3 separate regions of the Homo sapiens genome follow, and regions 2 and 3 are each linked to region 1. Evidence: chromatin contacts called from ENCODE Hi-C or POLR2A ChIA-PET data. All regions are on one chromosome and are shown on one strand. The core of a region is the stretch at or near the end of the contact, and the rest is flanking DNA. Distances in the headings are between cores, read along the strand shown. Region 1 overlaps SLAMF1 (signaling lymphocytic activation molecule family member 1). Region 2 has its middle 53 kb from the start of VANGL2. Region 3 has its middle 49 kb from the start of SLAMF6.

Region 1 (3,263 bases), core at 450-2,949:
TAATTTCTTTAGCAAGGTTTTATGAAAGGTGCAGCAACTAAATATAAATTTTACCGCAAGTTTGAGGCAGTTTTGTGTGTTGCTAACTTACAAGGGACAAATGGTGAATGGGGTTGAGGTGAGGATGGGTATGTGTGTTGGGGAAGGTAGTGGGGAATTGTGGGATGGGGAGCACTATTCCCTTAGAGCACAACCATGTGATAAGCCAAGTGTGGTTGAGGAAAGAGTATGGCGTAGGATCCCAGCAATTTTACTAGGTAGGTTAATGTGGATAAGTTAAGTTCAGTTTTCTCATCCTGGGTCATCTCACTATTTCCTTATAGTATGAGCTAAATGTGATTGCCCTACCCCGAGCCCCATAGGCTGTCAACCTAATTTCTATCTGAATCACCCATCCCTCCTACCTGGCTAACTCTTAGATGGAGGAAATGAGACACAAGTAGGTCGCTGTGCTATGATCTAGATTTTTTTATATATGCAAAACCAACATCAGAGTGCTGAGGTAAGGGCTTTTCTAAGAAGGTTGTGTGTAGATGACACTGATCTACTTGAGAATGAAATCAGTCATCAGCTCAGTGTTATGAGGATCAAGTTCTATCCTTACCATGGGAAGGCAGCCGGGGCATCTCTCCTGGTCTTGGGTCAGGACATTTTGACTCCAGTATTGGTTGGTAGTAGTCAAGGTGGCTGAGGGGAGCACAATGCCCTGAGATATTGTATCATAGGGAAATTTGGAAGAGAGGACAGGGGATGGTACCTCTAGGCACTTCAACTGCAGGGGAATAATTGTGCCTTATTGGTTTCATTCTAACCCTGGTGACTTTTTGGATGAGATCCAATAATTTTCTGAATTCTGTTCCCAGTGAATACTCTTAAACCTCTTGTTCACTTCTTCAGCATCCTGTGTTTACCCTGATGGCAGTGCTAGTCACACTAAACTGAAATTATCTGAATAATGTCTCTCACATTAGAAACCTGTGGCTCTTCTATTTCTTTCCACAGCCTAGTAGAGGGGATCAAGACATGTTGAATTAGACTGAATTAAGCAAGGTCCCAGGATATGTTTATCTACTATTTTTGCAAAGGTGGCCCCATGCAGAAAGCCAGAGTTGTGAGAGCAAGTCCGAGCCTGTGGAGAGAGGTCCCCTGCTTACCACAGAGAGTGTGATAAGAATCTATTTATTGCCAGACACCTACCTCTTCTTCTCAACTGTAGTATTACCACCATGATGAGAATCATGATGACACCCCCTAACAGCCCAGCATACACTGCCCATGGTTTTGTTTCTGGAAAAAAAAAGAAGTCAAAGAGCAATCTCAAAAGTATTCTGAGCTTAAAAACATCTTACATGAAAGTGGGATAATGGAGCCTCATGTTCTATTTCTGCATTCTCTCCCAAGGGAGACGTTTGTTTTCATGGTTTTAGAGGTCAGCTTTAGACCACTGAAAATTTTTGTATCTGTTTTCTTATTCTAATTTCTCTCACTATACTTTCACATTCTTAATTTCATGAAGATTTTTCTATCCAAATGCTTTATTTTTAACTCAACTACCACATGTCTAACATTAAATTATCTTCATCTCTCCTAAGTCAATCTCTCTGCCCAGTTTCTCCATCTTAAGATTGCTAATGTGTCCTGTATCCATTTTGGGTAAAGAGAATATAATGGTTCCATGTGCCGTCCCTGTGAATTCACGCTATTCTCATGAGACACTGGGAGGAAGAAAGATCTACTTATCTTTTTTAAAAATAAACATAATAGTGCTATTGTTGTCCTTTCATGCAAATAACTGGGTTGAACCCAGCAGACCTGAACTGAAAGGAAAGTATTTAGTCTTTCCTCTAAATCATCTTCATGTTTAAAATTAGCCCGAGAACTAATCATCAAGGCTCAAAATCAGAGAGAAAACTTTTATTGTTTTCTCTCCTTTACCCACTTTATCAAATCCTTTTGAACTAGGAGCAACACTTTGACAAACAGTGAATGAGAATTATCACCCCCAGTAAACAAGACATGTAGCTCAATAAGATTATAATGAACAATTATTGAGCACTTGCAATGGGCCACATATTTTTAGTGCATCATGTGTACTAACATATTTAATCCTCACAATAATCTTACAAGGTAGGTACACTCATTATTCTCATTTTATGGAGAAGGAAAACAGCCTGGAGAACCTCAAGAACTAGAGCTTGGTTTAGTAGTAGAAATGTGGCTGAATACTAAAGACAGACTTCTTGGAGAGTTAGAGAGACTTATGGGCTTGGAAAAAGTTATACCGGGGTAATGAACAGTGGGGACCGAGCTGAAGCCCTAGGGTTCTAAGTAGAATATTCGCACTAAGGTTCTAAATAGAGTAACACCAGATGTTAACATTAATGTGTAAGGGAAACTTATAAGGATGATTGTGGAATAAGCCTGCTTGTTGTTGAACCTGTGAGGAATTTGTGGGGCAGAAATTGAAAGAAAAATAGTCGGGTTCCAAAGGAAAGAATCATGGTGGACACAATCAGATGTTTACAGAGTTGACCAAAGATACAGACAGTCTCAATGAATTCATAAAATGCAGCCTACAAGATCCAAAGGGGCCTCCAGCCTGATAGCTGGCAAGAAGTTGCCTTCTGGATTTGAAAAGATTCTTTTTCTCCTTAGGCCTTTCACACATCAAGTTAGCCCAAGGAATCTCACTGAACTGACTTTGCAAACACCTTGGTTATAGGTTCTATCCCCTAAATTAAATGTTTTAATTTTGCCAGATACCAACTTCAACAGTCTTATGCTCTGATTAAAAAAAAAAGTTAGGAGGCAGGCAGAGAGTTCTGAATTTGTATAAAGCATGACATTTTGAATCATTGCTGATGCTGGAGGAAGGAGCAGCTCCACTCTGAGTGACTTATGGTCACTGAGAACCCTCTGTGCAGGAGTGTGTGTGTGTGTGTGTGTGTGTGTGTGTATGTGTGTATGTGTGTGTTTGAGACAGATTGATTCATTCAAGGTTTATGATATCGACACTAGGAACCACTGGAGAAATCACTCTAATACTAGGATAAGAAGCAAAGCCAGTAGCCTGAACTTTGTGTTTCGTCAGCCTATGGAACTGATCCAGCAAACCATTATAGTAGCACTTACTATTTTGACTAGTTCCTCTTTCTTCTTCTATCATAGATACTTTGGGAACTTCCAATACAACAACTGATTTGAGAAGAAACACCCCCACCATTTATATCATTTTAAAAGATAATATTTCTTTCCAATTTCAC
Region 2 (3,263 bases), core at 334-2,833, 170 kb before region 1:
ACTTGTTGGGAAGATCACATCAGATATTATACCTGTAAATAATAAAGTATCTTTTAAATGGAAACAACTGTATAGGCATTCACTAGGCATCCACTCTGCCACATCTTATTTGCATAGCTTCTTAAGGTTTCAAAGACCTTTCACACACATCTCACTTGACTCTTACAACCTACCTACTAAGGAGGCAAAAATGACAAGGAATAGTTGTGTTTGTCCAGGGGCACACAATCAGAATTTTAGAACAGATATTACCAGCTGTCTCGTTTACCTTTCCTAATCCTCATTGTACAAATTAAAAAGCTCAGGTTCAGAGAAGTTAGAAGACTTGGCCAGGATCACACACAAGTACACTATCAGGGAACATGCCTTCTTGCATCTACTCCAGTATTCCTCCCATGATACCATGTTGTCTCTAAAGAAGTTCTGGACTGTGAAATGCTTGAGGACTGGGATCATAAATCCAGCCTTGGTAATTTTGTTTCCAGATTGTAATTTTCCAGGCACCTAGCATATTTGCTATCCTTGCATTTCTTTCTTTCTTTCTTTCTTTTTTTTTTTGAGACAGAGTCTCGCTCTGTCGCCTAGGCTGGAGTGCAGTGGCCCGATCTCAGCTCACTGCAACCTCCGCCTCCCGGGTTCAAGCGATTCTCCTGCTTTGGCCTCCTGAGTAGCTGGGATTACGGGGGCATACCACCACACCCGGCTAATTTTTGTATTTTTAGTAGAGACGGGTTTTCACCATGTTGGCCAGGCTGGTCTCAAACTCCTGACCTCAGGTGATCCACCCGCCTCGGCCTCCCAAAGTGCTGGGATGACAGGCATTAGCCACCGCGTCCGGCCTGTCCTTGCATTTCTTGGTGGTTTACAGGATTATGACTTCTCCTTCTGTCTTTTCACTCACCCAATGTAATACACAAGGATCAATCATGCAAGTTATTATCAACTTAGTAAAAAGTGAGTAAATTTGCTGAATAAGATATGTTTTTTTGAGACAGCATCTCACTCTATCGCCCAGGGTGGAGTGCAGTGGTGTGATCTTGGCTGACTGCAACCTCTGCCTCCCAGGTTCAAGCGATTCTCATGCCTCAGCCTCCCGAGTAGCTGGGACTACAGGCATGCGCCACCATGCCTGGCTAATTTTTGTGTTTTTAGTAGAAATGGGGTTTCACCATGTTGGCCAGGCTGGTCTCGAACTCCTGACCTCAAGTTATCCACCCACCTCGGCCTCCCAAAGTGCTGGGATTACAGGCGTAAGCCACCATGCCGGGCCAGAATAAGATATTATATACCAAAATGTAAATAATCTTAGTTTTAGTGATTTTGGTCTACTTTACCGATAGGGCCTCTTGACACGGTTGATATCAAAGTGCTGCCTTGAACGGTTTTATGCGGTCCCTTGGACTTTCCCATTGATGTCTCCTAACTTTTTACTCTGTTGCTCTTTGTCCTTTACCCAGAACATGCTCCATAGCCATCCACCAGTGCCAGCCCATCTTTGAATGCTGTACTCAATTCCCTTGGCCTTTGCTTCTGCTTTAAAGCTGGCAGGCTTCTTTTACTTATATCAGCTTTCTGTTTGAACCTCAAATGCTCAAAAATAATTCCTTTTAAACATTTCCTGCCACCTTTCTTGGATACTAATGTAGTTCTCAGAGTGTATGGGGGATTACTCATATAAAGCCTCAGTGCTTCAAAGTGAGGAATAACTGTGTAATAAATAGATCTGGCCGAGGATGAAATGAGTGTTAAACAAGACAGTCGCTGATATCACCGGACGTTGTCTAGCTAGGCTGGGTAACTACCCATCAGACGTGTTACAGAGGCATTTAAACAGGTGATGGGAGTTTAAGGTGGCCTTAAGAGCTTTCCGACACTAAAAATGTCGTGATTCTGTGTTAGCAAATTTACTAGCAGATTGACTGCTCTTCTACTTTTATGAGTCTCCTAAACTGAAAATGGGCATGAGGGATCTTTTTGGGATGGTGAAATGTTCTAATATTAGACTGTGGTGATGGTTGTCCAACTGGATACATTTACTAAATATCGTTGAACTGAATACTTCACACCAATGATTTCATGGTATGGGAATTATGCCTCAATAAATCTGTTTTTAGAAAGTCTCTTAAGACTATAACTGCCATATTTTGAAAACAATGTATTTATTTTAAAACATACATTATATAGGTTTAAAGTGTATGCTAATAATTTATACACTTTTAAGAGGCTAGATATTCAAATAAGAAGTTAAATTTAATACCTGGAAAATTATCTAGAATATATTAAAATGATGCACACTTAAACATGGATGTAAATCACTACCAAAGCTGTTGCCCTATTTTAAAAAATTATTTAGTTAGTTTTAAATTTACATACAGTAAAACTTATTCTTTGTGGTATATAGTTTCATGGATTTTTGCAAATGCATATAGTCCTGTGACCACCCTCACAATCAAGATGCAGAACAGTTTCATCACCCTCAAAAATTCCCTTGTGCTACCAATTTGTAGTCATCCTCTCTCCCCACCTGCAACTCTGGCAACCACTGATGACTTCTCCGTCATTATAGTTTTGCCTTTTCAATGACATTATACAATATATACAGTTTGAAGAGAGATTTTCAAACTTAAAATTTATTCATTTTAATAGTTGAATTATGAAAATAATGGTTATTTTGGGGTTGGAGGGATTTCCCTGCTGGTAACTAGTCAGATGAAGAAGAGTGAGGTAGACGGAGGCAGTATAAGACTAGCCTGAATTCAGTCACACTTGTAGAATCACAGGTGGTTAGACTTGGAAGGGTTTTTGGAGTCATTTAGCTAACATCCCAATATGAAGAAACTGAGGTCCAGAGGGAAGAATGAGTCTCAAACTTGCGCAACTGTGTGGAGCTGGCCTAGCCCTCAATTTCCCAATAGTCAACTTCAGTATGCTTTCAACTACTATACGCCCTGATTCGTACTATCAGTTTTGCCTGACTCTGAGTTCTAGCACAAATTCTTCCCCTTTGAAATTCCTCTGCCACATCCCTGATTGCTGATGATCAAAACAATACTTGATATTTATCACTAGCACTGGAAAAAAGGACAATTTCTGAACTATCATCTCATTAAGTTATGATTCCTGACTCTTTGCATCATGAAACCATAACTCATTCACGACTCTTAACTCATCATTACTGGATGGGTGTTCATTCTGTTATAGGCAAAATGCCCAAGAGAAAATATACAATCCAGAATTAAGTCATTTTGAAAGGCAAGAACTGG
Region 3 (3,263 bases), core at 246-2,745, 150 kb before region 1:
AGTTTAGTAGTTAAGTGGGACTAGAGGTATAAATTTGAAATTCATCGTCCTGTAGATGGTATTTAAACTCATGAGGCTAGATGAGTTTATCACTGGAATGAACATAAAAGGGAAAGAGAAATGCTTTAAGAACCGAGTCCTTGAGCAATCTGGTGTTAAAAGGCAGGGGTGATGAGAATGAACCAGCAAAGGAAATTAAGGAATGGCCACTATGTGGGATGAAAATTAGAAGAGTGTGATGTCTGGAAAGATAAGTGAAGACATGTTTCTAAAAGGAAGGAATTGACTATGGCAAATGTTGCTGATAGATCAGTTAATTTGAGGATTGAGTGTTTCAGTGGGTCAAAAGAGTGGGAGGAAAGAAATAGGAATTTTTCGTAAAGGATGGAGAAAAATGGGGCAGTAGCTAGAGAGAGAAGTGGGCTCAAGAGAATTTTGTTAATTAGATGAGAGAAATAAAAACATGTTTGTAACTTGATGGGAAAGATCCAGTAAAGAGGAAATTTTGTTAAAGCGGGGAAAGGGTAGAATTGCTGGAGTGATGTCCTTAAGTAGGTGAGAAGAGATGGGTTCTAGTAGAGGAATTGTCCTTTACTAGAAGCACAGTTAATTCATCCACAGTAACAGAAGAGAAGACAGGGTAGGGTATAGAGGTAGGCAGGTGGTAAATGTTATGGTGGAAGTGCATAGAAATATTCTTCAGATGGCTTCTATTTTATCAATAAGGAAACTGGGAGCTAGGATGGGGGTAGAAGTATTGGAAGGTTCATGCTCTCATTACCTCTCTGCCCTCATCTCCTAGTTGTCTTGGGGAGTGAGAGAATGAACTAAGGAAATAAAGTATAATTATCTGTCATCATTGAGATTATGGATCATAACTTTCAGTAAGACTAGTCAACATGGTTGTATGCTTTTCTCTGACTACCTTTAGTTATGCAAATTCAGGCATGATTGAGCCAAACAGTTGGATTTAAGTAGTATTAACTTATTATTATTATTATTATTATTATTATTATTATTATTATTATTAGGCCTGGCAGTTACAACATAAAGTTGAGGGACAACGGAATCAACTGCTTTGTATGAAAGAAAGTGGTGAGAATGACTTTTATTTAAGCTGAATAAGGAGGAAAGTGATGGCACAAGGGGTGTGAAGGATAGTGAAAAGTGCTTGGATCAATGGATTGTAGGCCAGAGGATGGAAGTTAAAGGATTGTTGGAGTTGGGGCACAAGAGGAAATGAAAAAAAAGATATAAGGTAGTGATTAGAGACAATGGGGTGCTTGAAATTAAGATTATAGAAGGGTTATAGCTTTTGGTACTAGGGTATGACTATGGAAGTGAAAGGCTGAAAGGCTAAAGGATTAAAAAAAGTAGAGGCTACAGCATCATTGGAGGAGAGGAGGTCAAGGATCAGAAAAGCTGGGCTAATGGAAAGATCATCTGCATGGAAAGAATTATGGAGTGGTGTCGAAGAATGTAAGAGCCAACCAGAAGCTAAACTCTTCAAGGAATAGGAAGTGGTGCCCTGAGGATAACAGATGACTGCAACAGGAAGAGTAGTGGTGGTACAATCTTGTAACATGAGATTCAAGGTTAAAATTGCTCATCTTATGGTCATGCATGACCTTCTAGTTACCAAAAATGGATCTGAAGTTTTATACAGAATTTGTCATCACTTCCACTTTCATGAAAAAAATTTTTTTTTTTTTGAGATGTTATGACCCTGGGATCTGTTGGTTTTCCTACCTCTCTATCAGTTCCTGCCCCCACCTCACCCCCTCTTTTTTGTCATCTCTTGGATTCTGCTTCTCAGTGGTAATTGCCTGGAGCTCCCTACATGTCCTCTCTTTTCACAGTTCACACACTTCCTGGGTGATCTCACTAATCTCATGGCTTCAACTTCCACCCAAATGCATGTGGCTTCCAAATCTGTGTCTCCATCCCCAACTATGCTCCATTGCTTCAGTCCTGTGTTTCTGACTGCCTACCAAGTTGCCCTTGGATGATTTTCAGGCAGCTTAAATTCATTCAAGACTGAATTAGTTATCTTCCTCTCCAAACTTCCTTCTTCATTTTTGAATTTCAGTCTACCACTAAGACACTTTTAACTCATCATAGTCCCTCTTCCTCATCTCCTATATGCAGTCAAGTCACCAATGCCTGTGGATTATATTTCTGAAAGATGAATTCTATTTCTGAAATGCTAACACTGATTAAATCCAGCTCTGCCTCCTTCAAAGCTATTTCTGCCCAACAAAAAGCTGAGGAACAAAAACAGAGGCATTGTCCTAGCTTTATAAGTCTAGGAAATATAGTTTAATAGATGTTCTATTTCTTTTTTTTTTTAATTATTAGTATACTTTAAGCTCTAGGGTACATGTGCACAACGTGCAGGTTTGTTACATATGTATACATGTGCCATGCTGGTGTGCTGCACCCATTAACTCGTTATTTAGCATTAGGTATATCTCCCAATGCTATCCCTCCCCCCTCCCCCCACCCCACAACAGTCCCCAGAGTGTGATGTTCCCCTTCCTGTGTCCATGTGTTCTCATTGTTCAATTCCCACCTTTGAGTGAGAATATGCGGTGTTTGGTTTTTTGTTCTTGTGACAGTTTACTGAGAATGATGATTTCCAATTTCATCCATGTCCCTACAAAGGACATGAACTCATCATTTTTTATGGCTGGATAGTATTCCATGGTGTATATGTGCCACATTTTCTTAATCCAGTCCATCATTGTTGGACATTTCAGTTGGTTCCAAGTCTTTGCTATTGTGAATAGTGCCGCAATAAACATACATGTGCATGTGTCTTTATAGCAGCATGAATTATAGTCCTTTGGGTATATACCCAGTAATGGGATGGCTGGGTCAAATGGTATTTCTAGTTCTAGATCCCTGAGGAATTGCCGCACTGACTTCCACAATGGCTGAACTAGTTTACAGCCCCACCAACAGTGTAAAAGTGTTCCTATTTCTCCACATCCTCTCCAGCACCTGTTGTTTCCTGACTTTTTAATGATTGCCATTCTAACTGGTGTGAGATGGTATCTCATTGTGGTTTTGATTTTCATTTCTCTGATGGCCAGTGATGATGAGCATTTTTTCATGTGTTTTTTGGCTGCATAAATGTCTTCTTTTGAGAAGTGTCTGTTCATGTCCTTCACCCACTTTTTGATGGGGTTGTTTGTTTTTTTCTTGTAAATTTGTTTGAGTTCATTGTAGATTCTGGATATTAGCCCTTTGTCAGGTGAGTA

Evidence for each region. A loop is a pair of places that touch in the nucleus more often than their neighbours do. ChIA-PET counts read pairs that join two places held with the same protein, here RNA polymerase II (POLR2A). Pooled maps may share reads with other maps.
Region 2: a loop to region 1 is called in a pooled map, with 6 times the contacts of the local background. The contact joins two enhancer-like sites. A Hi-C loop is called at or near these places in 2 of 37 single-sample maps with no recorded cell type and 9 of 50 pooled maps. POLR2A ChIA-PET finds 5 or more read pairs at or near these places in 8 of 52 experiments (B cell, H1, Panc1 and 5 more).
Region 3: a loop to region 1 is called in a pooled map, with 4 times the contacts of the local background. The contact joins two enhancer-like sites. A Hi-C loop is called at or near these places in 6 of 50 pooled maps. POLR2A ChIA-PET finds 5 or more read pairs at or near these places in 4 of 52 experiments (OCI-LY7, activated B cell, activated naive CD4-positive, alpha-beta T cell and 1 more).

Annotation. Positions count from the first base shown.
Region 1 is chr1:160,622,899-160,626,161 of GRCh38, forward strand. SLAMF1 (signaling lymphocytic activation molecule family member 1) reads right to left here. Exons shown (of 7, transcript NM_003037.5): 4 at 1,198-1,287. Among named protein-coding and RNA genes, the nearest start is that of SLAMF1, 23 kb to the right of the region's middle. RefSeq lists an enhancer at 1,847-1,976. Within about 2 kb of position 1,700, at least 5 of the 41 ENCODE cell types and tissues checked have a DNase peak (open chromatin) inside an H3K27ac peak, as active enhancers do; they include B cell and OCI-LY7, where a contact is called at or near this core.
Region 2 is chr1:160,451,912-160,455,174 of GRCh38, forward strand. No RefSeq gene overlaps it. Among named protein-coding and RNA genes, the nearest start is that of VANGL2, 53 kb to the left of the region's middle. RefSeq lists an enhancer at 1,482-1,531. Within about 2 kb of position 1,584, at least 2 of the 41 ENCODE cell types and tissues checked have a DNase peak (open chromatin) inside an H3K27ac peak, as active enhancers do; they include B cell, where a contact is called at or near this core.
Region 3 is chr1:160,472,961-160,476,223 of GRCh38, forward strand. No RefSeq gene overlaps it. Among named protein-coding and RNA genes, the nearest start is that of SLAMF6, 49 kb to the right of the region's middle. RefSeq lists an enhancer at 1,285-1,474. Within about 2 kb of position 1,496, at least 3 of the 41 ENCODE cell types and tissues checked have a DNase peak (open chromatin) inside an H3K27ac peak, as active enhancers do; they include OCI-LY7, where a contact is called at or near this core.